Regions from separate parts of the Homo sapiens genome. Here region 2 is linked to region 1. Evidence: chromatin loops called from intact Hi-C (ENCODE). Cell type or tissue: heart left ventricle. All regions are shown on one strand. Links, peaks and the distances in the headings refer to the core of each region. The heading gives the core; the rest is flanking DNA.

Region 1 (2,811 bases), core at 213-2,712:
TTTGGAATAATGATAGTCCGATTTTCCTCTTTAAGGGGTTTCTCACTTGGCCATCTTTTTCTAGGTCCTGTTTGTTTCCAAGCTGTAAAGAGTCTTCAAGAACTTTCTCCTGCCTATCTACTTTTTTCTGTCTCCAGGGTCCACTTAAGTTTTTTTTCTACTCCGTCTGCCAAGATTCAAATGTGTAATTCCTGATAGTTTATTAAATAAAGCAGTTTAGCTCTTTCTGTGTCTTATCTCTCTCACATAAACTCTCCCTGGGAGGCCTTGCCTTTACAAGGAACAGAACCCCAACTATGTTGATTTTGAATAAAAATAGTCTTTCTTTTTCTCTCTCTCAAAGGGGTATTATTCAGTCTCCCTAAGCAACGGGCTCATACAGCAGCCTACTGATAAAGTAACACTTTGTGTGATAAGAAAAACACACAAAGGCAATTTTTCTAAAAGTAGGATTTTTATTTTAAAGAGTTTCAAGTTTCAATTTTATAAGATACTTAATGAATTGATAATAGAAAAACAAGGAAAGGAGTAAAAAGATGAAGAAAAATATTTAAAAAATAGATTTGTATCATTTTCAAAGGTCCCGTGAAATACTTAGTTGTAGATCAGTACTAGCTCTGGCGCAGGTAAACAGGATGATAAGAAGGCAAGACCATGGCTTATGGGATGACAGGGTCAGGGTGCAAATCCCAGCTCTGCCAATTACCAGCTCTATCATTCTAGTTACCTTCCCAATAAAAGAGAAACGTTCCCTCTAAACAAAGCTGAGTGAAGTAATCAATGCAATATTACTTATTAGAACTCGGTACATGGCCATTTTTGGTGGTCTCAGTGAGACATAGATGGTCCTCCTTAAGAAATTCAGCCTTCATTTGACACTAAAACCGATCTCAGTAAGCCCAGACAAGATGTGTCATCCTCTGGAATAAGATTAAGCCGTTTCTGCCAAATAGTCAGATTTCCTATTTGACAAGTGCAATAGAGTCCACAATCAAATTCCCTAGGATGAGGCTGTGAAATAAATGTAGACCAAAGCCCATCCTTCCCTTTGCCTCCTGTCTTACAAAGCAAAAGAGTAAAGTCCAGCCCTAATATTTATTAAAAGACTCTCAGCTTCTTAGTCTTTGATCCAAAACTCTGGTATGAGACTGTGGTGAGTTCAAGGATTTTGGAGCCAATCAAGGAAAAGACACAACCACAAGATGGCAGTATTGCACAACAGTCTTTATTAGGCAGCACTTGGACAGGTTTGCAAGAGTTCTGGGAAGTGTCTAACACTGGAAGACCTTCCAGATACAATAGCATGGGACCACTACATAGAAGTAAACTAGGGCAAGGAAATTCTGGGAAAGCAGGGAATTGGACAGGGGGTTTATATGTCTACCTGATGTCACTCTGCAGCCATGTGGGGGAGTCTCTGGGTCAAAGCTACAAAGGGTAGCATCAAATAGTTACAGGGTGTATTAGTCCATTTTTTTCATATTGCTATGAAGAAATACCTGAGACTGGGTAATTTATAAAGAAAAAGAGATTTAATGGACTCGCACATCTACATGGCTAGGAGGCCTCACAATCATGGTGGAAGGCAAGGGATCATTAGAGCAAAGGCATGTCTTCCATGGTGGCAGGCAAGAAAGCCTGTGCAGGGGAACTGCCCTTAAAAAGACCATCAGATCTCGTGAGACTTACTATCACGAGAACAGCATGGGAAAAACCCATTGGCATGATTCAATTACCTCCCACCAGGTTCCTCTCACAACACGTGCGGTTTATGGGAGCTACAATTCAAGATGAGATTTGGGTGGGGACACAGCTGAATCATATCACAGAGTTTGTCTAATCTCTGGCTAGTGGATGTTAAGTGAAGTTTTGTAAAGAATGCAAAGCAGGCAGACTCTTAAGTAGCTTACAGTATAATAATTTGGGCTATATGTAAACCAATCGGAGGTGTAAGAATTTGAGTTTGGCACTGGCAGGCTTGGAACTAGCTATGAAGAAGTAAACAGTATAAAGACCAATACAAAAAGGTCACCTTTAACTCCTTTCTATAAAAAAGACTCATCCTTTCAGAACCTTGGTTTACAACTTATTGTCTCACATTAATCCAAAGGCTAATAATATCAAAGGCAGTGTAAAGATAATGATGGTGATGATAATAATTACAATGGCTACATTAAATAGGCAAGGGCCTACTGTGAGCCTCAACACGGAGAAAGAAGAGAAAGAACCCGCAGCCTGGTCCCCTTTCCTCAGATAAGGCAGCAAAGTCCCAAAGCCCTGACTAAGTGAATTCATATTCAAATAGGTGATGGCTTTACTATAAAAACTGTATTTATTCACCACACACACACATTTATATTAAAATTAACCCAAATTTTCTGTAACTTTCCCAGTAAAAATTTTTATCTCTCAGAAGATGTTTTGTTCCTTGGAAAGACAGTCATTACCTAACTTATTCCCAAACACTGATAAATTATTTTTGAAAACCTGCTTTTGATGATAAAAATGTCTCTTTGTCATTCAAATACCACTGGATTCTGTTAAAGTCTGAAGAAAATATTAAATAATTTTATTTGTGTAAAAAGCTAAAAATAGAAAAGCAGTAATTATAAATAATATTCCTTGTTTTCTAAGAGATGAAGTACAGCCAAATGACTTAGCAAATGTTAAAATTTTAAACCTACTTAGTTTACTGAATAAATCAATAATTTTCTATTCTTAGTGAATTGGTCAGAAAAAGTAGTCAAATCTTATGAGAATTCAAAAAGTACATTACAGAATACTTTTTCTGTAGTGTTTAATCTCCTAAAT
Region 2 (2,811 bases), core at 182-2,681, 1.3 Mb after region 1:
GAGTGATATGTGATTGTAGGTTTGCTAAGTTGGCTGGGAGCTGATGTCAGCTTCTTAGGACTACTCCTAGTTTTGTCTTAGATCATGTTCCCCACAATACTGAGACAAATATTTGTGTTTATGAGGTTTACTTGAGAATGACATTTGTAAGAAAGTGATGGAGGTGGGATGGGGCAAAAGAAAAAATTTAACCACAATGCAATTGCAATAAAGGCCTCAGTTGATCCCATGGGGGGTCCTGGAGCTGTGATGACTTTTCAGAATTGTCCCAAATTAAGAAATGGGGCTGGGTCTTTTACCTTCATATAAACCAGTCAATGGATATGGGCTGATCCTGGGGAAGAGATGTAAGCTTGGTAACGTAGTTCCCTTTAGCCAAGCACAGTTCCTAAAGAGGAATGTAGCCAATATTCCTGACAGCTGGAGGAATAAATGACTCAACTCTGAAAGAATCTGTGCAGAACACCCCACATTCACTACTAGGGACCCCTAGCATTAAAACTAAAAAAAAAAAAAAAAAAAAAAAAGGTTTTGTGTTAATATGTAAGAGACAGAAGGAATGAGAACAGTGGTTTTGGTTATCTTAAAATTTAATATTTATTGATTATTTCATATTTAAAAATATATATAGATGATTTGGAAATGAAAGTTTAAATCACTTATAATCTTATCATCCAGATATGATCCTATGAAAATCTTGGAGTAGTCTATCTCCAGAACTTTATATCTCTTAACTACTCAAGAAAAAGTACCTTTTTGTCTTCTAAAGCTTATATGATTAGCTAGGGTTAAAGATTTGCAATAACTTTCCTTAAAAATTCATGAGGCCAGGCGTGGTGGCTCATGCTGTAATCCCAGCACTTTGGGAGGCCGAGGCGGGCGGATCACCTGAGATAGGGAGTTCGAGACCAGCCTGACCAACATGGAGAAACCCTGTCTCAACTAAAAAATCAAAATTAGCCGGGTGTGGTGGCACATGCCTATAATCCCAGCTACTTGGGAGGCTGAGGCAGGAGAATTGCTTGAACCCGGGAGGCAGAGGTTGCGGTGAGCCAACATCACACGATTGCACTCCAGCCTGGGCAACAAGAGCAAAACTCCATCTCAAAAAAAAAAAAAAAAAAATTTCATGGTAACACTAAAAATACAGTGATAAAAGACCTGCCATTTTTGTTTATTACATACAATGTCTCAGACTTTTGTATTCATGTGTTTTCATTAGGTTTCTGATTTATAACTCGGAAATTCCTGCATTCATCTTTAGATCTTAGCAGTCTCCATCTGTCTTCTGATTGCTCAGTAATCTGATCTGTCAGGCAGCACCTTATGCCCAAGCAAAGAATCGGAATCTCTTTCTTTTCTCCAACTTAATGGATCTTCATGTGTCCCATCCACACAGGCTTATAGTCTACCTTTTACTGGATAGAAATGCTACTAAGCATTACTCTACTCATTCATTAAAGTGAAAATTAAATTTCAACATCAACCATAAACTGGAAGGAATTACACAAATTATAAATTACTCAAATATTGGTTGAAATTTAACTTTTGGAATCAGCATTGGATAATTTCTAAAGTAATTCTTTATGCATTTTTTTAAGTGACTCTCAGGCAGCAGTGCCATCTGCAGGCCTCCTCTGATGCAGCTCTTTTTAGTTTATGGAAATTTCTTCTTAAAATGGATTTGGCTCTACTAAATATAGCTTTATAATGTCAAATACAAAGTGATGTTATTCACAAATTTTAAAAAGGTGAATTTACAGGTACAGATCTCTGATAGAAATCTTTTAACCACTAAGCTAATATCGACTGTCTATATTAATAATCAAAATATCAAACATAATGCACAGCATCTGGAATATATATGGAATGAGCACGGATTTTGGGGATCACACAGAACTGCGTTCTTGGGACTCATTACTTACCAGCTGTGTGAAACCTTTAAAATGTTACTTAAACTTTCTGAGATGCAGGCTTTTTATTTAAAATATGGGGATAATATTTTCTTCATTAAATGTTTGAGAGTTCTCAAATGACATGTATAAAGTGCCTAGTACAGAATGTGCATACAGTATGCCTTCAATTGATAATAGTGCCCTTTTCCTTGAAATTAAAACAGAAATATCTCTAGACCATTTATTGCTTTTGTGCCCAGAAAATTTAAAAGTTGTGAACATATCATTGCCCTTTTAGAGAAAATAGAGTATGAAGGAACTGTCTTCCTAGAAAACTTATCCATCTCTTTTCATTCTGACATCCTTTAAAATTTAGCTATAGATGTATATGTTAATACCTGCATAGAATATTACTGTTAGATAGTTATAAGAAATTGATAAATAGTGGTTGCTGAATTTTGGAGCTATAAAAGGGTCTTATTTCTTAATGTGTATATCCTTGGTATTATTTTAATTGCAATCATGTACAATATTACTTTTTGAAAATAAAAACACACAAAAACCACCTAGAAAAGAAAAATATATGAGACTGCCCTTACATTAAAAATGGACGATAAGGCCAAGCATGGTGGCTAATGCCTGTAGTCCCAGCACTTTGGGAGACCGAGACAAGCAGATTGCTTGAACCCAGGAGTTCAAGACCAGCCTGTGCAACATGGTGAAACCCCATCTCTACAAAACATACAAAAAGTAGCCCAGTGGTGTAGGCCTGAAATCCCACCTACTTGGGAGGCTGAAATGGGAGGATCACTGAGCCCAGGGAGCTTGAGGTTGCAGTGAGCCATGATTGCACCACTGCACTCCAGCCTGGGCAACAGAGTGAGACACTGTCTTAAAAAACAAAAACAAAAAAAAA

Evidence for each region. Peaks named below come from ENCODE experiments on the same cell type or tissue, not always from the same donor. Only the 100,000 strongest peaks of a DNase experiment are listed, where the experiment ranks them.
Region 2: it touches region 1 in a loop (4-fold over the local background); 33 of 110 quality-filtered maps call a loop at or near these places.

Annotation. Positions count from the first base shown.
Region 1 is chr1:69,736,169-69,738,979 of GRCh38, reverse strand. All of the region lies in intron 2 of LRRC7 (leucine rich repeat containing 7), which reads right to left. Among named protein-coding and RNA genes, the nearest start is that of LRRC7, 170 kb to the right of the region's middle. In heart left ventricle, for the core only: a CTCF peak has its summit at 1,205 (motif pointing right); no DNase peak of the experiment used is centred there.
Region 2 is chr1:68,469,370-68,472,180 of GRCh38, reverse strand. No RefSeq gene overlaps it. Among named protein-coding and RNA genes, the nearest start is that of DEPDC1-AS2, 8.4 kb to the left of the region's middle. In heart left ventricle, for the core only: a CTCF peak has its summit at 1,646 (motif pointing left); no DNase peak of the experiment used is centred there.